Linked DNA regions of Mus musculus: region 1 is linked to region 2. A link is a loop called in an ENCODE intact Hi-C map of the cell type or tissue named here. Cell type or tissue: left cerebral cortex. All regions are shown on one strand. Links, peaks and the distances in the headings refer to the core of each region. The heading gives the core; the rest is flanking DNA. Region 1 has its middle 26 kb from the start of Gm5600. Region 2 has its middle 45 kb from the start of Far1os.

Evidence for each region. A loop is a pair of places that touch in the nucleus more often than their neighbours do. Peaks named below come from ENCODE experiments on the same cell type or tissue, not always from the same donor. Only the 100,000 strongest peaks of a DNase experiment are listed, where the experiment ranks them.
Region 1: a loop joins it to region 2, with 2.8 times the contacts of the local background. A loop is called at or near these places in 2 of 42 quality-filtered maps.

Annotation. Positions count from the first base shown.
Region 1 is chr7:113,731,295-113,743,372 of GRCm38, forward strand. No RefSeq gene overlaps it. Among named protein-coding and RNA genes, the nearest start is that of Gm5600, 26 kb to the left of the region's middle. In left cerebral cortex, for the core only: no CTCF peak of the experiment used is centred there; DNase peaks (open chromatin) are centred at 6,748 and 8,093; H3K4me3 peaks cover 392 bases.
Region 2 is chr7:113,604,037-113,616,114 of GRCm38, forward strand. No RefSeq gene overlaps it. Among named protein-coding and RNA genes, the nearest start is that of Far1os, 45 kb to the left of the region's middle. In left cerebral cortex, for the core only: CTCF peaks have their summits at 3,967 (motif pointing right), 4,167 and 5,296 (motif pointing right); DNase peaks (open chromatin) are centred at 4,071 and 5,252.

The DNA of each region.
Region 1 (12,078 bases), core at 2,723-10,722, 130 kb after region 2:
ATGAAGAACAGTACATATACAGGACAATAAAGGGACAATGCCTGTCTTAGTCAGGGTTTCTATTCCTACACAAACATCATGACCAAGAAGCAAGTTGGGGAGGAAAGGGTTTATTCAGCTTATACTTCCACATTGCTGTTTATCGCCAAAGGAAATCAGGACTGGAACTCAAGCAGGTCAGGAAGAGGCCATGGAGGGATGTCACTTATTTGCTTGCTTCCCCTGGCTTGCTCAGCTTGCTTTCTTATAGAACCCAAGGCTACCAGCCCAGGTATGGCACCACCCACAAGGGGCCCGCTCACCTTGATCTTAATTGAGAAAATGCCTTACAGCTGGATCTCATGGAGGCATTTTCTCAACTGAAGTTCCTTTCTCTGTGACAACTCCAGCTTGTGTCAAGTTGACACAAAACCAGCCAGAACAATGCCATTGAGAAAAGGTGGGGGAAGGAGGAGATGTAATGAGAGCTGCCTGTGTCTAATTCAAGTGTAAGGATTTAATCCGGAAAATGATTGGACCTCCTAGTGTAAGACACTACACTATGCCTCATGACTAAGAGCAGGCACTGGAAAAGTTGGAAAGAATTGTGGAGATGGAGGTAGAGAGACCTAGAGAAGATTCCTCAGGCTGTCTGTAGACCCAAGAATGTGTGGAGATGTCTGGGCTCTCAGGAAGTCAGCTAGCTTCCTTTCATTCTCTATCCCTCGACCTCTTCATCTTGTCCAAACTTAGTATTGAACCAGAGAGAATCACTTGATCAATTCCACTGATGAGGAAGTTGGTCATGAAGAGAACAATAGTCAGCCCAGATTTACAGAGCTTTGGGAGGTATGTTAGGGCTGGGATTTGAACCTAGGCACTCAGATATCAGAGACTGGGTAAATAATTATCCATAATGGCACCATCACCATCTTGAGGGGGTTGCTGGAGAGCAATGGATTCCATTCTCTTTGTGTCTCAGATTGTATTCAGAGGCCATGCTAGTTCATCTGAGAGGCTGGAGCCATCCAGATGCTACATGAGTTTGGACCCTGCTTGGGGACTCAGTGGAGTCCACAGTGGCACACAAAGGAGGAACTGGGGGACTATGAAGCTCTTTACTGCTTGACACTGGCTCCCTGGCTCCTCTTCCTACCTAGGGATGTGAGCATCATCCCTTGTCTGCAGCTAGTAAGCTCTTAAGGCTGTGTCATTCTGATTGTGTCCTTGTTCCTGCAGCCAACTGTTTATAGACATTACAGAATGTCTGTGGTATGTTCTTGTGTATGAGCTTCATGTGTGTTCAATGCTAAGTTACACAAGAGCCAGATTCAAAAAATTTCGAGAAAATGATCAAATTCACAGGGATGCCTAGCATAGAAATTCCATTTCTTTGCTCATAATTTTGCAATAATGTTTTTAAAATAAGCTGTTTCTTTGCCCCCGCAACCTCCAGGTAGTACATAATAAAGGCTCAACTGTCTGCAGGTCGTTCACTTAAAGTACCTGACCATCCTTCAATAGTTCTGAAAAAGCGTGAGGAGCTAGTTGCAGCATGTATTTAATTTAAAGCCTGAAATACAAGTGCAGAGTGGGGGCCACTAATGTGTTAGGATTCAGGTACTATCTATGCTTGTAACTGTCACAGGGGGCGAGGGGGGGGAAGGAGACCATCACAGAGACAGAGCTGGGGTGTTCCACTACACAAAAGAAAGAGCCTTCTGAAACCATCTCCTTTTTTATTTTGACAGTGAGCTATGCCAGGTGGCCAATTTGAATGACCATTAATCAGGGCAACGGGATGTCAAAGGAGTAGGGAGTCATTAGGAAAGGTATTGTCCCTGGAAAGTTTTGCGATTTGCCAAATTAATTCTTATCTGAAGAGACTCGTGAGGTTCCGAGTGACATATGCACCATTTACTCCATCCGAGCCAGGGTGGCTGGGCTCTTAGGCACCTGAGAGCCAGGGTTGGTCTCCATTCAAAAGGGTCAGCTCCATGATGGGCCATCTTAAGGACAGCAGAGGGACAGTATCTATCTGCAGAAGTGAGTGTAAAGTAAGGGGCAGAGTGAGCTGAAAGCCCTAGGGGCTGGTGTCAGCCGGGGGCAGGCCATCCTTGTAAGGCTGCTCATGGCTTGACAGGAGCATGGTTCCACATCTTCAATAAGAAGCTTCTACTCGAGGCGAAATGCCCAGTCTTCAAGGGACAGAGTTTAACTTGCTCCCCCAGAGACCTCGAACATTTCGATTAAACTGTAAAACTGTCAGGAAAGGCAGCATGAAGATTAATAGATAACGTTCTTTAGCACTTTAATTTTGTAGAATTCAAAATGTAAGAAAATGAATTTCCTGGCCTCTCGCCAAAGCAGATATAAATAAATAGAGATCTAGGTTCTAATTCCTGAGAATTTTAATAAAGAGAAATATTTATGGTTTAAAATTACCCCTGAAATTATGCAGCAGAGAATAGATAGTTTATGACTTCAGAGAACAAAAAGAAACTTGCAAATACTTGGTGTTGGCAGATCAATTAAGTGGCAATACATGCTACATTATAATTTTAATCACCATGAAATTAAAATATGGTAATGAGCGTTAACATGACTTCATCCTTTCAAACTATGATTTAATTTATGGAATTCTTCTTGACTGCTGCCTTATTTCTCGGGTTCTTTCTGTCTTGATCCGCAGGCATCTTTAGATTACACCCTTTCCGGTAGATATTATTCAAGACAGCCACTAACTAAATGAGCTCTTCTTTCCTTATCAATTAAGGATCTTGTAGGCTATTCTTACTCATTTTAATTTAGTTCTTTTCCCTGCATAAAATATGCAGGGAATTAGAATAATTTTTTTTTAAAGCAGAAAGGCCTCTCTTTGGTTTCCATATGGTGTACTTTTCCCACTGACACATAAAAGCAGGCCAAATGTCATTTTGCTTTTCTCAAGGTCACCTTCCTTGAGCATATTTAAGGGTAGGAGCAGAGTCTGTTCTTGTTGTCATTGTAGCTGCCACACGGACAGTACTACTTCCCTTGCCTCTCTGCTGTGCACCTGTGATGTCCCAACTCCACCGTGTCCTCAGTGAGGAAGTCAGCTAGCAAAGACCACATTCCCCCTTTGCCATTAAAACCTTTAATTCTAAGCACCTACTTACAAAGCTCCTTGTTGGTGGGTTTAAAACGTATGTCCAAAGGCAAGAAAATGGTTTACTAGCAAATCAGAACCTCTCATGGCTGCCCATCAGCTACAGGACAGAGTGAAATTTTCTATGAATTAGTCCTGTTTAGGTGGGCAGCCTTGTCTCCAGCACTCCCAGTGTTGTATGACATACTCTGCCATCTCCATCAACCCACGCACACCACGGTGTTCATGCCCCCTTGTCTTTATCTGTTTCAGTCGCGGTTCTGTGTGCCCTCTTCTTGTTGCCTTGGATCCTGCCTGCTCAGCTTTTATCAGGACTAAGGAAGTATCTTCAGGGAGCTTTTTCTGAAATCCAGGCTAACAGCATGAGATGCTTTTGTGCTGCAAGATGCTCGGAGGAAACTGGTAAAGGGACCTCTTTGCTGGCTTTCTATTGCTGTGGTAAATACCACGATCAAAAGTGATGTGGGGAGGAAAGGGTTAATTTAATCTCAAAGCTTACAGTCCATCATGGAGGAAACTCGGGGCAGGAAGTCAAGGCAAGAACCTGAAGCCAGGAACTGAAGCAGAGGCCTTGGGGACATGGTGACTGTTGGCTTTCTCTTAGGGCTCATGGTTAGCTACTCTATACCTCCCAGGACTATCTGCCCAGGGTGGAGCCACTCAGAGTGGGCAGGGCCTCACACATCAATCATCAATCAAGAAAAAGCCCCACACAAGTCAATCTGATGGAGACATTTGCTCAGTTGAGGTTCCCTCCTCTGAGATGACCCCAACTTGTGCCAAGTTGACAGAAAGCAAAGAGTACAGGGAGAAAGTACTTCAGGTGGAACTTTTGAAGGATTCCTGTATTGTAAAGCATGGAAGGCTGTTTACATCATGATGAACCAAGAAACAGAAAGAACCCTTGGGAACAAGAGTTGGGCTATAACCTTCAAAGCCCAGCCCCAGTGACTCACTTCTGCCAGGTCATAAGGATTCAATGTGGTTTCTAAATAGTACCACTGGCTGGGACATAATCACTCAAAATGTGGGCTTGCAGTTCAGAGTCAAGCCCTACCACAACCTCAGGTACACTTTCTTGTCTTTCTCCTGGGGTGCTTCTACATCCTGCATAGCCCTGTCACTGACAGTGACACTGGGAAGGTCAGTCTCCTTGTCCCCTTCCCTGTGTCCTGAGGTTGGCAGCTCCCCACACTCCCGACAATACTTAACCATTCTCATTACCTGAGGGAGCACAACAGACATGTGTCGAACTGAATTAAATTGAATTCCACTGTAGTGAGTATTTTTCTCTATTTACTGTCGGCCTTAAATTTGGGTTGTGTGGAATTTTGACATAGAGTACTTTTTAATTTTTATGGAGTTGAAAGTATTGATCTTTGTGTGATTTCTTCTATTGATTTTGAGCTTTAAAAAAAAATGAAGGACTAGTTTTTAAGAGACTCTTTATGACTGAGCTGAGAAATTTTGCCATCTCACTGTTCTCACTGAGAGGAGGGGCAACATGAGGCGGAGACAAAGGAGATGCCCTTCTCAGAAAGCCACAGCTCTTTTCCTGTTCTTCCCAGTAAAGAATGGTATCTGGGTCAAATGCACAAGTAACATTTTGTGTCTTGGCTTTTATGGTTTCCATTGGTCCGTGAAAGCAACCATCTTCAGGCTAAGCAATTCCATTTGTCTTTGGGCCTCTAAGGACAGTCTCTGTGTTGAGAGCTCTTGGATGAAAGAAAAATAGCAACTTCGGCTGTTTTACTGTTTGCTGATTTTATTTTCTCAATATGTAAAATGGCAACTGGCTCAGCAGACTTGGCTGGCCTGGCTCAGAGTGCTCTGCCCTTTGGGTCTTTATCTGAAATGTTAGCTCTCCCCCTGGGACCAGCTCCAGGGTCAAGGCCTAGGTAAGAACTTTCTCTGGTCAGCTTCCTCTCCTTCTAAACCTCTCCTTCTCTCCCATCAATCCCACAGCAAGTCCACACAAAGGCGTGGATGGTCTCTCCTTCAGTGGTTCACTTGTGGTTCAGAAATAACTAGGTTAACACCGACGGGCTCTCCGCTAATAGTGAGCCACATAGGCATGAGCCCAGACCTCGTGGAACCCATAGCCTAGCAGGGGAGCCTGCCACTTAATAACTAACTAATTACACATTTAATTGCAAACTTGCAGGTTGCTACGAAAGAAACTGTGTAGGAGGATAAGAGAATGCATAAAAGAGGGATGAGGGGAAAGTATTCAAGAGAGACTTCATTGGGAAATGATATTTTAAGGTTGAGCGAGTGGGTGGCAGTAAGTAGCATGGAAGATGGGGGGGGGGGGTACAGGGGATGCCAGGCAGGAGAAGACATGTGCAAAGTCCCTGGGGCATATGGCTGTCTAAGGATGCTGCCCTGCCTAGAGAGGGTACCAGCACAAGAGTTCTAGTTAAGAACAGTGAAGATAATGGTACTTACTAAATAGGTGATATGGTAATGTGTGCAATGATGTTTCTCTTCGGTGTTCTAACGTGCTCAGCTTTTGATATGGAAGCATCTGGACTGAGATTGACACCTGTCAATCACTGGTGAGACAGAATAGGATCATGCTGAGAAAAGAGCTCTGGAGTCAGACAGCGTTTAAATCAGCATCCTTTATACCAGGTGTGTAATCCTGGGGACCTTGCTTACTTTTCCTATGCCTTATTTCTTTCGTCTGCAAAATTTAACCATCATAATGATTACAATAGGAAAAATAAAGAGTTCCCATCTCATAGGATAACTGCAGCTCCCCATATAAGCTGCAGATGAGACTTTAAAAAAATAAAAATAAAAAAACAAAACTCCTCCTAGGCCAAGTGTGGTGGTGAACATTCACTCCCAACACCGAGAAGGCCAGGGGAGCAGGCTCAGAAGTGTGAAGTCAAGATGGGAGTTCCAGCCCTGCATGGGTTACATAGTATAAGACTCTGTGACAAAACCAGAAGCAAAAAGAAAGAATTAGAAATAAGAGAGAGACAGAGAGACAGAGAGAGACAGAGAGAAACAGAGAGACAGAGAGACAGAGAGACAGAGAGACAGAGAGACAGAGAGACAGAGTTAGCGGTGAAAGCCTATACCGCTCTTGCAGAGGACTCCAGTTTGATTCCTAGCACACATCTCTCAAACACATGTAACTCCAGTGCCAGGGATCTGACACCCTTTTCTGGCTTCTAAGGGCCCCTGTACACACATGGCACACATTCAAACACACACACCACACACCACACACACACACACACACACACAGAGAGAGAGAGAGAGAGAGAGAGAGATATGAAAAACTAATACAGTAAACCTTTTCTTAAAAATAAAAGAATAAAAATTTTCATCACACAGCAAAACCATGCAATAGCTGTGAATTTTTCAACACCATTAGATAAGTGAATATCTATTTGGGTTTGAATAGTACTATCTGTTATCAGAAGAAGGAAAAGCATGATTTTTCTCACTTGCCTTCTACCCAAGGAATCTCCCTTCTGAGTATGTCTATATATAGCTGTGCTGGTAGAAAGTGGAGCAGAGAGCACGATTCCCAGATGATAAAATTATATTTCTGTTTCAGTCATAATTACATACCTCCGGAGCTCCGCTCATGAATCCAAGCAGACTCAGAGTTGCTTTCACTTTTAAATGCCTATCAGTCTTGGAAACCTTTTGGCAAGATTCTAGATCTTTCCCAACTAGGGCAACTTAATCAGAATCCCGATTCCTCTCATTCAGTAGTGATTGCTCAAGCCTTTGGAACGCATTGTCGAACCTGCGGAGGACTCAGCGAAGGCACCGGGACACTGGGCTCTGCTCATTCCTGAGACTCAGCCACAGGCAGGAAACATCTTGTGAATGATTAATTACTTTAGACTCTTGTAGCTTTTATTTCCAGCTTTAGGGTCTGCATTTGATTTTGGGAAAGATTAGGGTTCTTCTTCCACCTGACATTTCTGTACTGGGTTGACTAATTTACCTTCTACCCAATGAAGCCAGACAAGAGCAAAATGGAACAGAAATGCTCAAGGGTCAACTGTTGAAAGAGAACAGTTGTGAACGACATGAGTGCATGTGTGCATGTGTGTGTGTGTGTGTGTGTGTGTGTGTGTGTGTGTGTGGCAGGGAAGAAGTCAGTTTCAGCTGTTTTTCTTCCTTAGGAGCCAACATCTTGGTTTTAGAGAGAGGGTCTCTCATCTTCATTTGGAGACAAGGCCTCTCCATGAGTAAACCAGTCTGGCTAGTTAGCAAGCTTGAGGGATTGGCCAGTCTCCTTTTCCCAATTCCTGTAACCTCAGGGATGTGCCACCAAGTCCAGCTTTCTTCACATGGCTGCTGGGGTGGAAGGCAAGTCCTTACACTTTTATGACAAGCACTTTACTCCTTAACCCAACTTACCATTTTCTCCACATAAAACAGATCAGGAGAGAGGGGAAGAAGGAGAGAGCTATTTAAAGATGAATAACTTTAATCACAGCATCGTTTTTCTGCTTTATCATTATTGATGTTAACCTCTCATGATGCCATTTTGTAAAACAGACTTTCTTGTAGCTTATATGTATAGGGAATATACAGTATGTGTAGGTTCAGTACCACCTGTAGCTTCATGGGTAAAATGGTTGACTTGCATACTTTACGCTGTAAAACATATTGAGAGCAAAGATTCCAAGAGCCCTAAGGTATTATTCCTAAGCCAGAGGGACTTAGACGTGTGCTGGGCCCTCTCTGCAGAGCGCCACACTAACTATTTCTCGTATGCTAACAGTTTAACTTGAACGACTGCTCTTGCAGGAAGGCATTTTGATTGTGCTCATCTTACAGGGAGCTTAGGTAATCTGTTCAAGGTCATACAGGTAGCTGGCAACTGGCAGGGAACCCCCCACGCTCTATCACAGGCAGCCTGCTTCTCTGTCAACAGGGTGACACACTGTTGAGTGTGTCATCTGTAGTCAGGCATTCTGGGGTTTAACGCTGCCTCCGCTTAACCATGTGACCCTGGGCAAATGACTCACGCTTCCTACACCTCGTCTGCCTAATCTGCAGAGAAGCTAATCCAAGTACCTTCTTCACAGGACTTCTAGATGGATCCAATAAAATAAATAGATGTCACGTTTGGTGTTCAGTAAATATTAACCACCATTATCATAAATAAGCTCTGTAAGCAAACCATCACAAAGGCATGTAATATATTTTAAAGCTGCCAAATTTTGCTTCGTGTGTCTACCTGAAGGGGAAAGCGAATTTAGACTACGCTTCAGAAACGCTAAGTCTCTTTACCTCCTTTAACCCGAATTCCAGTCAATGACATTAACAACCCAAGTCTTAAGAGCTGGCTTCTGATTCCACCTCCTTCCACCTCCACTGCTGCTAAGAGGCCTCATACAGGGTGGTGATTTGTACTCTATAAACATCTCTTATCTCATTAAGAAAGGAACCCTGGGCTTGTCATTGCATGGGTTTGAACCCTGACACTCAAGAGATGGGATTGACAGGACAGGAATTAATCAAGATACCCTTATTGGTTTCAGCTGGGCAAGATCCATACCTCTGTGGGCTCCCACGAGGAGAATGGCAATAGGATTATTTAAAGAAAGGTCTCAGAGATGTGTGATGCATTTAACCATAAAGGCATCCTGTCCTCAGAACACTGGGGGTTTTAGCATAGCATCAAGACCAACCTGACAGGAGACTGGAGAGGCCCAGAGTCCAATGTGACTTATCACACTAAGTACACTTGTCTCCCACGGCAACGAGTTACTGGGCAGTGGGAGACAGCAGGCCTGGGAAAAGCATTCAGGGGAAGGGTCAACAGGGAACCCGTTCTTTGCATATTTATCCAGGTCCAGATTTGGTGGATGGTTTCAGAATCCGTTAAGTGGTCATCAGCATTCTCAGCTGTTCTTGGGGGGGGGGGCATGGTTGCTCCAGAGGGAAGAGGAGTCTGATTGGCTTCCTGGTGCTTATTTCAGGAAAGCCAGACATCTAGGGAACCAGTCCACGAAGGCCAAGTGCAAAGGATGCAGATGCGCATACAGACACACCACAGTGGCTCCCCATAAAGATTTCTCCAACTTCAATTGTTGAATTTAATAAATATTTATTCCTTTGCTCCCCAAAGAATTCCTAGAGATCCAAATGCGTTGCAAGCACATGCTTGCATGCCTTTCTACCCACCTGATTGCAGATTTAAGGGGGACAGAGACCACATGTCAGTCTCCTGATATTTCCAAAGTCTGGCACAGAATCCAGACTACAGTACACGCTGAAAGAAAAGAAAAATGACTAAGTAGAATTTTATGAGTATACACAACCTTTTAACCTGGGCTTCTGCTTAATTTAATTATCACATTAAGCCTTTTATGAACCTGCTTAAACAGGTGAGGAGACCGGGGTTCAGAGAGGAAGTGCAACCTGGCCAAGGTCATTTGGCTGAGGAAGCCAAAATTGAATTACAGGTTAAACATCTAATGGGTGATTAAGACTCACATAAAAATCAATCAACCTATTATCACATTAAGACGCTAACTAGAATGACTGGAAGGAAATGCCTGGGAATGTCAGTAGCATCAGAGAGCTTACATTAATTGCCTTCGGGCCCACAGTACCGTGCTCAGTACTGAAAGAGGTAGTCCACACAGATGGTAGGGCTCTCTGGTGGAGTTTTTAAAAATAAAAAGCTGTGTGTAAAGTATAATTATGTATAAGAGGAAGATTATCACCACAGTGAACTTGAGTTGATTTAAATATGGACCAGATGGATGATGGTGCTCTGGGATCAAAGACTGGGGTGCTTGAATCACTACTGTTCCAAGGCTATGCACAAAGCTGGTGCCCAGTAATAGCTGTTGAGATAGAGTCCACCTTAGGGTGGGAGGGTTATGTAATCGCTGTGTCTGAACACAACAACAATCCATAGAAATAGGGTCCGAATGAATGTGGTCTTTGGGTGTAGGGTATCATTGAGATAGAAGTGAGAGCCTTGGGAGAGGTTTCTTAGCTTGACTATCCTCAGGGTCAGCTTTGCAGCTCTGGCCACAGACACTGGGCAGGTGGTCCAGGCTGTGTCATGTGTTCCTAAGAGAGAGGCGGAGGAAGACCATTAGGACCACATCTTCCCCTCAGCTCCAGAAGTGCTAGAGGCTCAGAGGAAGCACAGAGCAGGTGGGAATTCTGGAGGGTACCTCAGAGTCCATGGAGAAGCAATGGGATGGCCATGCTGAGCCAACAGGCACTGCTGCTGGCCCAGCGGTTGCTGCTGATAGTGGTTGTGGGGTCAAGGTGGGAGCAAAACATGTAGCATAGAGATCCTAGGCCCTGGGCTCCACAGAGAATTAGTGCATCACGTACATTCAACCAGGGATGGGGTGCAGTGACATGCTAGGAGGAGCACATATGTTCCTCATAGGTGGTGGGGCTGGAAATATTGATTATAGCTGAAAAAGAATTAGCTTAGGACCAAGATAAACCCTGTGAGGGGAATGGGAAAACTAGAGATGGGACAGAATATTATAATGCTTTCTAAAACGCAGCAGATCAATAAGAGCTAGTGAAAGCTGCTGTGTTCCAACAGCTGGAGGGCACTGAGTCTCACCCTGAATTCTCTCTTTCACAGGGGTGTTGCCTGCACAAGCATGCTCTCTCATCTACATGTCATGGTCTCTCCTACTGGGTGTGTCATCTACATATCAAAGTTTGTAAGGACTTAAAATAGGTGAGTGTATGTAAATGTGTGTGTGTGCCTGTGTGTATATGTGTGTGCCCATGTGTGGGTATGTGTATAAATGTATGTGTATTATGTAGTATGTATGTATGTATTGTGTATATATGTATGTATGTTTTGTGTGTATATATGTATGTATTTATGTATGTATGTATGTATGTATGTATGTGCTTAGCACATGGCCTGGCATGATAACAGTCACTGGATATTAACTGCTGTTACAGCCACTACCACCTCAGTTTCTGCCTTGAGGCATGACCTCTGAGTGTTTGATGCTATTTAGGACACACCCACACACCGCACCTATTTTAGATAGTCTTCTGCATCCATTCCTTCCATGCCTTATTAATCCAACGGTACCTACAAACACTGCCTAGGCTAGTGCTTGGACTCTACAAATGGAAGCAACCACAAGGATGTTACAATTGCATTTGAAAGCGTAATTATACTAGCGTGTATTTATAATAATTATAACTTGGCACTAAACTGGGTGCTTTTCATATATTAGTTCATTTAACCCTTTAATGGGGTTCAATCCTTTGAATCGGGAACTGCTAGAGTCTCTGTTTTGCAGATAAGATTACTACGTCATGTACCAGTGGCAGACTTTTTATTTTTAAGGCGTATTTATTTTTGTGCTATGGATGGTTTTTGCCAGCATGTATGTGACATGTGCACTCAGTGCCTGAGGGGGCCAGAAGAGGGCGCCAGATCCTCTGCAAGCAGAGTTACAGACAGCCTTAAACTACCCTGTGGGTGCTGGGAACCCAACTGGGGTTCTCTGCAAAGAGCAGCAAGCACCCTTAACTCCTGAGCTTCCTCTCCAACTCCAGGCTCTTGTTCTACAGGGGAAGAGGGCCTGGACCCCAGACTATATTTTGTTCCATCTCTTACTCTAGTTTCTCCCTTTGTTTTTCCCCTCTCTTGTTATTAGTATCTCTAAAGCAGTGCTTAGTTTATTGGTGCAGTTATAGGCCCACCCAACAGGGACATGAGAGGAGAAGGGTACACAAACTTGGAAAACTGGCATTTAACCTCACTAATAATAAGCAGCAAAGTGTGACTGGAAGTAGAAATGGTGCTAACTTAGGCACAATTTATTTTTTATGGAGAAATCTGCAATGCACAGGGAAGCAGCCCCATTTTCTATGCCCAGTATAGGCACGGACAGCTCTTGGGCAGGGAATTTTCACCCAGTAATAATGGCCAAAAGGGGGCCAGTCCCAGGGAGGCTGTT
Region 2 (12,078 bases), core at 1,697-9,696:
TCTCTCTCTCTCTCTCTCTCTCTCTGTGTGTGTGTGTGTGTGTGTGTGTGTTGAATGGAATAAAAATATTACTATTTGATTTAGTTTTTAAAGTAATTACATTTTTATTTTAAAGAATGAGGGGGAAATTTTTATATCTAGCAAAATGAAGATGAGATTAAATAGTGTTGAAAACCACCACTGTTCTAAAGAAATCAGCAGGTGTCAGGAGGAAAGGCCTGTCTTATACATATTATTATTATTAAGAAAATTTCTGCCTAAGGATAGTATTGGCCAGGAGGCAAATTCTTTCTTAAATGAGTGGAAGTAATATCTCTTGGGTGTAGAACAGGGTCTACTGAGGTACCAGCACAGAGCAAAGAGCAGGTTTACAGAGGAAGGCCAGGGGTGGCTCCCTGCTGATTTGACACAGAGCCCAGGTAGGAAGGTGGTGAGTGGAGCAAGATGCCCTGGAATACAGCACTCAGAAGCCACAGCAAAGGGACAGAGATCAAAAGCAGGACATTTCTTTGAGAAACAGAATCTGCTGTGGTAATTTTAGTGTTTGGAGGATCCCACTCCGAAACAGATCTACATCTGCCTGTATCTGCCAGGATTGGTAAGGAAGTGTATATGCCTATGTGTATTTGGTCGTATGTGAGCATGGCTGTGGGCAAGTCTATATGCATGTATGTACATATTCATGTATACATACATCATGCATGTGTGTTCATAATCTACATTTGTTTGCATATGTGTGATTATGACAGTATGAGTACCTGAGTGTGCAAGTAGGGATATGTGTGTATGTGTTGTCTGTATGTGTCATGCATCTATTTGTATACCTGTCTGTGTGTTTGTGTGTTCCTGTGCACATGTTCAAGCCTTCATGTTTGTAGCTCATTTAAGAGCTCTGGGGCCTTATAGGCATGCACAAAGACTCATTCTTTGTATGTCAGTACAGCTCCTGTGTGCCTTCCCATGTGCTATGTTTTGTATCTGAAATGTCTATCAAAAGCCAACGTGTCTCTAGTGCAGCAGTGCTCAGAAGTAGGTTCTTTGGAATGTGATTGGCTTGTAGGAACTCTGGCCTCCTCAGTATGTGAGAATGGTAATGGATTCTTAATTTAATGGACCTTTAGATGATTTGGAAACTTTAGAAGGTGGGGCCTAGTTGGAGAAGGTTATTAGGATATTCCTTGAAGGATATATTTTCCCCTGCATCTCTCCTCCCTCCTTCCCTTTCTCTGCTCCCGCCTCTCTCCTCTCTCCTCCCCTTTCTTCCTCTCCTGTTTTTTCTTCCTGTTTCCTGATCGCTATGAGGTGGTCAGCTTTGCTCTGTCATGTGGTACCTGTCATGCTCTGTCCCACCTCAGGCCTAGAAGCAACAAAGTCAATTGACCATGGGTGAAACCTCAGAGACAGTGAGCCAAAAAATAATCTTTCCTTTAAAAATATTTTTTACTTTTATTTTATGTGTGTGTGGGTGTTTTGTCTGTATGTATACATTCAGACCATGTGTATTCAGTGCCTGAGGACACCAGACGGGAGTGGTAGATGCCCTGGAACTAGAGTTTCAGTTGTTTTTGAGCTGCCACATAAATGCTAGGAATTGAATCTGGGTTCTCTGGAAGAGTAGCCAGCGCTCTTAACTACTGGGTCATCTCTCCAGCTCCCTCCTCTTTCCTTTCAGAGCTGATTTTCTTAGCTATTTTTGTTGCAGTGATGGGAAGCTAGCACAATGGTCAGTGAATTCCAGTCAAGGGCAGTGGACTCCATGTATGTTATAAGAAGCCCGAAGGGCTGGCAGTGCTGCTCAGTGGTAGAGGTTTGCCTCACATGCTTGAAGCCCTGGGTTTGATTGGCATTGCAACAAACAGCAAATGCCTTTGAGCACAAAAGTTTTTGTGAAGACTCTTGAGTCCATTTCTGGCTCCTGGATTCCAGTATCCTTATTCTGTTTGGAACATCTAATAGTTTTTTGTGCTTCATGTCTGTCCCTACCTTACCTCAATACTTGCCTTCCAGTCCAGTTTCATGAAAGAAGCATGTGACTGGCTGATTAGAATACTATATCTCATGAATTTGGTGATTGGCACACTAATCAACATTTATTCTACAGAGAGGCCAATATAGTTTTTGTTTGTTGGTTGCTTGAGACAGCTGCTGGGGCCACCACATGGTGATTTGGGTTTAGATCTGAAGTGTTGCTCAAAAGCTCATATGTGGAAGACTTGGTCTACAGTTATAAGGTACTGCTCTTGGAGTACTGTGTTATAAGGTACTGCTCTTGGAGGTGGGCCTAGTCAAAGAAAATTAGGGGTGTGTCCTTGAAAGGGTTATTGGACCTCAAGCCTCCCCTTTTTTTCTATTTGCTTCAGAAAGTGGTCAATCAGCCTGTACTACCACGTAGCTCCTGACATTAGGTTCTGCTTTAGAGCTGACCCACCTAGGATTGACACCCTTGAGTCTGTGAGCCAAAATAAATCCTTACCCTCTTTTAAAATACCTTCTCAGGTACTTCAGCCTAGTGATGGAAATCCAATCCTACCACATATGAACACATGAAGTCTGATGATAATGCCAGAGAGGAAACATAATATAGAAAATTTTCATTTTTAAACATCCATCATTTAAACCACTTGGATCGAGCCATACCTGAATTTTAGACTTTTTAGATAAGCCAATAAATCACTCAATTCACTTCACTTCTATCTCTTTAAAGACTTTCGACTGTATGTTCTATCATTTATAATAGGAGAAACTCCAAAAGAATGTTCATCCTGCCCATCCCGGGGGAGTTACACAAAGGAAGCCCACGAATTCAGTGACTCCTGATTCACATCTCAAAGAGTGTGACTTCTAGAGTCAGATGTGTTCCCTCTGGGTCATGAGGTCCCTGAGATTCTCTTCTGGACCAGGAGTTTTCTCTTAAAGGCAACTTTTGCAATGGTTTCTACTTTGGTTCAATCAAATCTGGAGGTTCAATGTGACTACCTTTAGAACAAAAGCATGATATTTCTCCCATAAGGCAAAGGCCATTTAGCTCTCTGGGACACAAGTGTTTGGCTGTCCTTGAGCAAGAAGAGAGAGAGATTTTGAAGTTTACAATTGCCTACCATTTGGGAAGATATAAGTGAAGTCAGCCAAGTCTGTAATTGTCTATCTTTCTTGCCAGCATAGCACATCTGCTTATAAGCTAATAAGTAGTGAATTGAGGCCATGTTTGGACTGTCTTTTCCTTTTCTTTTAAGTCCAAGGTAAACTGTCTCTTGCAGGGGTCATGTTCATGAGAAACACTCTTGGATGGGTGTCTGATTCAGAGCACCCTGGAGGATGGGTATCTCTTTCTGCTTTGCTTTGAAGAGAGATACCTCCTTGTCTTTGAACACATGGCTTGGGTGGGACCAAGGGCCAGCTCACTCTGGCTTGTCCAGAGACTTCATCCTTGGATCACTTTAGAATTCAAAGTCACCGAGCATGCCTATAAGCATCTAAACGAGAGAATCATGATTTTGCTTTTATTATTTTTTTTAGCTAAAATCATTAGGAAAGAGAAGGTCATTCCCTTTCAGGATTGCTGCCTGTGAGGGTTTTGGAACTGGAGGGTCTAGGCACCATCAGTGGGAAATGATGATGGGGGGGTGGGGTGGGGAAGGAGCCACCAAGAGAAGCAAAGAACTGGGGAGAATGGAGGTAGTTGAGAAACACACATACCGAGGGACCAAATCTGTGTCCCCAACTTGAAGCTTGAAGCCCCATTTACATCTGGGCACTTTAATTAGCAAAAGTGTTGTCGTTTCTAGACAGATTTTCTCAAGGGTAGCTGAAATAACCTTGTGAATACATAAATGCCTCAATTGCTTACCATAGTACTGCACTTTAGACATGAAGAAGGCTCAAAGCCAAGGAGCCAGGATAGGGTTCCCAAGGCCCTGCTGGGAGATACGGACATCTGTGACTCTCATGATAAAGCAGGGCTGACTGGACCTGATCCTGCCAGCAGGGGGAATGGTGGTGGTAATGTCGATGTGTACTGGGGAAGCAGCCCACGCTCAGTCTGTTTTGCTGTCACACTTGCGTGTTTGTGTGTGATTTTAACATAAATTAGCTCAAATGTGCTTGATAAATGGAACAACGCCAGTGAAATGCGGTTCATCTGCGAGGCTCCCGGCCTGCCAACATTTTGCACTGGCAGGCCTTGGAAGATGCAGGCAAAGTGCAGGAACCCAGCTGGATACAGCACGGAGGGAGAGAGACAGCATTTCCTGCAGCTCCCAGCAACTCCAGGCCTTTTGCCTCAGGGAAGTCTCCAGTCCATGTTAGGAGTACTTGTCAGTCAGGTCTCACTGATCCTGTGCCCGGGGTGGGGGGGTGGTGGGGGTGGTGGGGGTGGGGTGGGGGTGGTGGGGGTGGTGGGGGTGGTGTAGGGTAGGGGGTGCGTGTTTCCTTCTCCAGGTAACTCAGAAGGTCGTAGTTTCTCTTACATTGACATCCATCAAGCTGTCCTTTCTTCCTGTCTTAAAGGCAGAGTCCTCTATTTTCTCCAGGCTGTGTTGTGTATTAGGAACTGGACATTCTTCTTAAACCACTGGCATCTTTCACGGAGGTTATCTATTTGGGGTTGTCTGCCGCCGTCCTATTTTTCCCATAAGTCTTAATTATTTTTAGTTTGCGATTTTGCAGAGAGTGTGTTTCTTTCCCTCCCCTTAGGAACACATACAACTCATTGCTGCAAGAGCACCTGGTTTTGTTTTTTTGTTTTTTGTTTTTCCTTCTTTTTTTTTTTTTTTAAAAGAAGGGGGAAAAATGAGAAAATATCTGAATAATAGCTAGCTACGGATGTGCTGACCACATCTGTTTGGCTACAGGTCATGTAGGTTTTTCTTGCTATTTCAAAGTATCTCCAGAACTCAGCCTACTTTCTTACCCTATTCTTGACTAGTTGGAAATATAAAGAACTTGTAACCGACTTACAGATCCTATTGGGTCAAGACTGGATGCCTGCTTGGGTTTCTGAATACAATTTTCAACCCTAGAGACCCAGCACGTGCTCTGTCCCCTAGTCTCCAGAAGGAGCCTTCAGGCAAAGCCATATCCATGAACAATGCTGCATAAGCAGATGCTAACACCGTAAAGCATGCAGGATGCAGGCAGCTGGAAAATTGTGCTACAAAAATAAACACCCTGTTTCTGCAAATTGGGCAACTCTCATTAGCCCCAGGAAGCTCGTTTTCATGGTTAAGTAGTTAAGCGGCTGATTAAAGGCACAAGACCATTTAGGCACCTGCTTATTTGTGCATTTTCCTTTTTGTTCCGAACTTTGGCCAGAAGATGGTGCTCGTGAACACACTTTGGCAAAGTCTCTCTCTCTCTCTCTCTCTCTCTCTCTCTCTCTCTCTCTCTCTCTCTCTCTTGCTACAAATTCTACACCTGCAGGTGCTCCTTCAGCTGAGAACATAACTTGGATCTTGCAAGTCCGGGAAAAAGGCGATTTGAAAACCAGCTAGAGGTTGAGTGACTAAGAATGCAACACCACCTGCCTTTTTTTTTTTTTTTTTTTTTTTTTTTTAGATTTAAAAATCCAGTTGAGGAGCATGTACAGCCCCAACTGTTGTTACATCAAAGCACAAAGTCTTAGTATCTTGAAATTAAGGGAAAGGCATTAGAGGAGACTCTAGCTTATGTTTGGACCTGTATTAGAACAGAGAGAGCTTGGCACACCAGAGAGGAGTAGACCTAGATTTAAATCTTGACAGCAAATACCACTCATAGTGGTTTACACCCCCTAGACGTGTTCTCACATGCTCTCAAGAGTCTTTGAGCCATTATGCACCATGCCCACATCAGTAGTAGAGGAAGAGATTTCAAAGCCAAGGAATCCATCTCTGCATCTTCAAATCTGGCTTTTAAGGTGGCTTCTGCTGCTGTTTGAAGACCTTTCTTTCTTTCTTTCTTTCTTTCTTTCTTTCTTTCTTTCTTTCTTTCTTTCTTTCTTTCTTTCTTTCTTTCTTTTTGAGTGTGATGGCCAGCCAGATCTTACACAGAGAAGCAGGCCCAAGTGAGTGGAATTCCTAATCCTACCAGCCATTTTGACTCGCCATGTGCGGGTGTTCTCTGAATGGGTTACCTGTTCCATCTTTATGACATCGGGAGGCTGTTACTCTTATTACCGTGCTTCACAGGTGTGGAAGCAGAGGCTTATGGAGTTGAGATAATTTGCTCAAGGTCAAACAAGAAATAATGATTACAGCTAAAACAAGATCCAGCTGGCTTCCGAGCCCACAGTGTCAATCTCTAGACTGTCAACCTCTCATCAGCCATGTTTCTAGAGTCTACCTTCTCATTTCTGTTCAAAACCTTCTCAAGGGCTTCCACAGCCCCTGGGATAAAGGTCACGTTACTTAGCCTGACATTTAGGGAGTTTTATGAATCACTTTCAAGTGTGGGCAGATTAGAGAAATGGCAACAATATTTTCAAAGGCTGTGTCTAAGACAGTGGCCTCAAGTGGGCATTGCTTTAGTTGCTGGAAGAGCCTGTGCTTGCCCCTATAAGTGAGTATTTATTTGCAAATTATTACGGATTCTATTTTCAACCCAAGCATTGCAAATCATTAAATATTAGGTTATTTCTGATTTGAACACATCCCAAACGGCTTCAAACTTTCCTGCCCATACCTCAGTGGAGGGTCTTGTTCAGTGGAAAAATCCCTTTGACACAGACTCCAGGGATATGGCTTTTCTTTCATGTTGCAAGATTTGTTTATATCATTTGCCCTCTGAGAGGCCTGGGGACAGCATCATCTGCTTCTCTGACTTAATTGTCTCCTAAAAACCCAAAGACAGTGTGTAATTGTTCCAGGAGGAATTACTACTGGGCTTTGATTCTTATAGTGGTATAAAAGTAGCGTCAGCATTTGTAACAGAACTCCACAAAGCATGCTTTGCATGAGCGCTCCTTGCTTCTCATCATTACTTTATGGTGTTTGCTAAGAAGTATGTTTTCCCCCCCATAGTCTAAGTTTCTTTCTCGAGCTAGTGGATTTTCTGTTCTGCTTGCCTGCTCTGTTCTGCATTGGTAAACTAGAAACTGAATTCACTGGACACTGAGATCTGGTTAATGAATGTGAACCTAGTCACCAATGGTTTGGAAGCAGATTCTAGATCTTTGGATGCTCCTAATGGGGAAAAGACAAGCAATTTTAAAAATCTAAGATCGGTTAGAGTCTCATTACAGTGAATTATGGTACGAACTTAGCTATGGAGGGAGGAGTGCAGATTAGCAGTGCCTTGCATTCTCTTTCCCTTGTGCTTTTTATGGAGGCCAGAAGTCATTGTTACCATTCTTCATGTGAGAAAACAGGGGCTGCTTTTACAGAGATGCATCTCTTGGCTTCTTATTTTGGGAACCTTGTGTTAGCCATCTTCCCTTAGCAATTTGAGCCCTGGGGTGAAGGGTTCTGCCTGTTTCCAGAACAGGATGGAGATGGAGGCTTAGAGGTCCCTGAGATGGAAGTGGAAGGACCAAAGTGTGAGAAATGCTCCTGCTGCCATAATTCCCATCATGGTGGGCCATATTCCTTCTTAATCCATGAGCCAAGATAAGCCTTCTTTCCTTAAGTTACATTTACCAGGGGGTTTGTTACATCACACACACTTGACTTAAGCCCCTCCCTCCCAAATTGAAAGCAAGCTCTCCCAAATAGTGCTCAAAGCACTATTCACAATAGCCCCAAAGATGGAAACAACACAAGGCTTCGTTGATGGACGAGTGGATGATAGAATGCAGTTTTTCGGTACCTGCTATAGACCTACCATTCATAGACAGGAAAGACATTCTGATGCATGATGCAGCAAGGGCAAACCTTGAGGTCATTGCCCTAAGTCAAATAAGCCCATCATGAGAGGACAGCTCTCATTTCCATCTAAAGTGGTCAAGTGCATAGGCAGAATACTAAATGGTGATTACCAGGTGTGGCTGCGAGTGGGGAGTGTGAGTTGAATTTCAATTTGAGGCCCACTCTGGTAGCTGGTAGCCACATTTGCACAACAGCATGCTTACATTTGAGGCCATCGAGCTGCTGGCTCAACAACAGTTAATAAATTTTATGTTATGTGTAATTCATCATAATTTTAAGAGACATCGACACCCACTCATCCCAGGGCAAAACACTTTGCTCAAGTCTGTTTGCTTAACCTGCCACCAAATAGGTTGGCCCCAAGGCCATATCCTAGAAGTCTGCATGGGTACAGGGAGGGGCCAAGATGAGTGCTTCTTGAACTGCTAAGCAAGGCCACATGCTTCCTTGCCAGGTGCATAGTCCTCTTCTGTGAAGCCCTCCTTCCTGATGGAGTCCCTTGTTGATCCCTATGGATAAAAATGGAGGACTAGGGAGAGCAGAGCCCTCTTGAGCAGGGCAGGGTAAAAATCAGTTTCGCTTGTATTTCTGCATATCTGTTGTATATCTCTAGGTACTGGGATACAGTGACATCCAAGGCTAGCCTAGAGAAAGCCATACACAGGGCAGAGGCGATTGAGATTGACCTTCAGCACATGCAAGCTGGGAAGAAAGGGTGAATCAGGCAAGGCCTGGTCCACAAGGTCTTTTCACTGATATTGATGTTGATCTCACGTGTACTAAGCCAGGCTAAGTAATATGTGACTTCACATGTAAAATTTCCTGCTGTCCTCATAAGAACTGTATGTGGTTGATACTACCAATCTCCCTGTTTTAGAAGTGAGAAAACACGACCAATATTGGGAAAGGAAGTTGATTACAGCCACACAATGAGGAAGTTACAGAGTCAGGAGCTTGGCCCAGACCTTCCTGTTTCCCACGCAGGGCCTCTACAGGGGACCTGAAGTAGAGGTTCCTGGAACATGTGATGGAACATGGAGATGGATAAAGCTAGTTTCCCTCCAATAACTGCCTAGGTAAAAGTCCTGTCCAGTCACCATTTTGCCACCATGGTGACCTTTTCACACATGGTACCTTTGCACCGGCTATGAAGCTAGCTGTGAGCTCATACTCACTTCCAGCTGGGCTCTTCAGTGAGCACATCCTCCGACTTGGGCTTCTTAGGTCAAGATTAAATGGGTGCTCTTTGGTCTGCTTTAGAAAGCAGCTCTCTATAGAAGGCTTCCTTTGTTGTCAGGATACCTCCCATCATATACACATTCCTTCATCACTGGTCTTTTTATAGAGTGGGTTTCAGCTTTATTCTAGCTAGCTGTTGGTTTGCCGGAAGGTGGATTTTTTTTCCCTTTTAATTTACCTGAGGGATGGGGCAGGCAGCTGATCCAGCATGATTATAGAAGAACTCGAGTCTTAGACAGGGGGTGTGAACCTCAGCTCTGAGTGGCCCTGGACAGATGCCTATATCTCTGAGCCTCCGTGCTCATATGGGCCCATATTCAAACATTTAAGAAACAGCTTTTAAGACCTGTTTATCAGAGGGGAGTGCTGAATGTTCACAGGAAAATCTCTGCAGTGACCACTCAAAACCATCTGGATCCAAACATAGAGGAGCTTTCTGGTTGGGCCGAGGTCTTCCAGATCTTGGACATGCAGTGAGAGGCCCCTGAGTAGGCTGTGGACAGAGCACATCCTCAGGGGGTGATGCTTTAGAGGCTGGGACAATGGGTCAGACATCAATGATGCAGATTTTGTATCAGGAATGAAGCAGGCTCACTTTCTTCCATTGGGACCAGGCAGGGAGAAGAGAAAGAGCCAGTGAACTAACAGTAGTGTGGTTCGGGCTCTAACCAGGGGCTAGCAAGGGACTGCAGAGAGCTTCCCTGAGTCTGCTTTTCTGGAACATCCCTCTCAGAGGAGATGACATTTGAGTTGGGGCTTAGAGCATGAACCAGGGTTCTCTAGAGAGACGGGGTTATTAAAAACATTGCTGGCGGTACAAAGGAAAGCGGAGAGTCCTATCGGAAGAATGGCTGTAGTTTGAATTTAGACTGTTCCCCATAGTCCTTAGCTCAGTGCTATTGAAGGGTGGTAGAACCTTTAAGAGGTAGGGACTATGGGTTCTTGAAGAGGATTGTGTAGCACTGGTCTCTTTCTTTAACTTCCCAGACACTAAGAGATGAACAGAGTCCTCTAACCACGGGACCCCATTGTGATATGCAGCCTCTCCACAGGTCCCAAGGAATGGATGGTATCCTCTGAAAATGTGAGCCAAAGCTAACGCTCTCTTCCTCACAGATTGGTTCATCTGAGGTATTTGCGATGGAAATGAAAGCTGGAGCACAGGGACGGCTCTCCACATTCTGTGACTAGATACTGAGTTGGAATAGTCCTGACTGAGGGCTTCACACAGCTAATGCTTATTGTACATTTAGCTTGGGCCAGGCGGCGCTGGGCAAAGAGACTGATGCATGCGTTATCTAATCCATTACTCTCTGTGCTATTATTAACTGTACTTGGCAGAGGTCAGGCTGAAGTTTCTAGAAAGGTTAAGGAATTTGTCTGCCATCTCCAAACTAGGTGACAAAACCAGAGGCAAATCTGGTTCTATTAGGCTTTAGCCTCTCTCCAAGAGCCGTGAACAAAGTACTGAGTGGTTTGTGTGCTGCTGAGCTGGGATTTCCACTTCCCCTTTGATATGGGGATAACCCGGGGCCACACAGTGGAAGAGCAGAGATGAGAGCATGGGACAACAGTCACAGATTCACTCTGTCCCACCTGCAGTGCACATGAGAGCCTCCCACAGGGACACATGCACAGCCCACTGTCCTGCTGCTGTGAGGCCAACTTCTCAGGGACTGTAGATGTGGCGGGGGAGGGGAGCATGGTATGCTCCTGCTTTGATTTTTCATGTTGGAGCATCTTTGTCTTAGGGTCCAGCATGAATCCCCTGGGACCAGGACAGCCTGACAAACGGATCTGTACTGTACATGGTCTCTGCTTAGCTGCCCCACAAGACTACCTCAGAACCAACGTTTGTTTGTTTGTTGTTGTTGTTGTTTTTAAAGATATGTATATATATATGTGTGTGTGTATATATATATGTGTGTGTGTGTGTATATATATATATATATGTGTGTGTGTGTGTGTGTGTGTGTGTGTGTATATATATATATATATATATATAAAACAAGTACACAGAGGCACTAGTCACAGGGTGTGGGCGTAGGGGATCTGCTTTTAGATGCTGGCTGGCTACTTTGTTCTTACATGTAGACCTCTCCCAAGGGTTGTTCAGAACATGACTTCCCTAGTGCCATGCGCCAGAGAGTGACCAAACAGAATTCACAAGCTCATTTCAAATTGACAGTCCATCACATATGCAGTGTTCTGTTGGCCACACACCAGTCTGAGTATGATATCTTAGGGATGGGGTGTTTCTAGCACAGTTCATCATCAGTGATCATCAATGCCTCTTGTGAGCGTTGCCAACCACAGCGGACACATCATAACGTTGCTATAGTGACTTAAGTTTGTATCTGTAGTCCCCTCTTCCTCTCAAACTATAAAAGACCACTAGGAGACCACAAGGACGGGAATGCAGTGATAAGTGGTAGGTGTCCCCAACAAACTGCTCACTACTCTCTTGTGCTCCAGTAGGCTTCTGATTGCCTTCTGAGTCTGTGACGTGCCAAGTGTGTGGCATAGGAAAGAGGAGAGTAATGACAATAGAGTGAATGTTGTTCTTTTCTTTTATGGGGAATTCATTCCCAGAACATTCTTGGGCTCCTCACTCTAATAGCCTGTCAACAGACTCAAAACTGAGAATTGGCCTCAGTCTAAGTCATCAGATTCCTGTGGTACCCACACTGACTTCAAGCTTTTTAACATTAAAAAAATTAAAATTGTGTGTGTGTGTGTGTGTGTGTGTGTGTGTGTGTGTGTGTGTGCAGGTGTCTACAGAGGCCAGGGCTACCAGATGCATCACAGGTGGTTGTGACTAGCTATTTGATGCAGGTGCTACAAGAGCAGTATGTATACTTAACCCCTGAGCCATCTCTCTAGCCCCGGCTTCAAGCTCTTTACATCGGACAGGTCCTCTGTGCATATTTCCATTAGCTTTATGGTGAAGACCATTAGATGCTCCATCATGTGAACCATCTGAGGGCTGTGGCTTCTCACG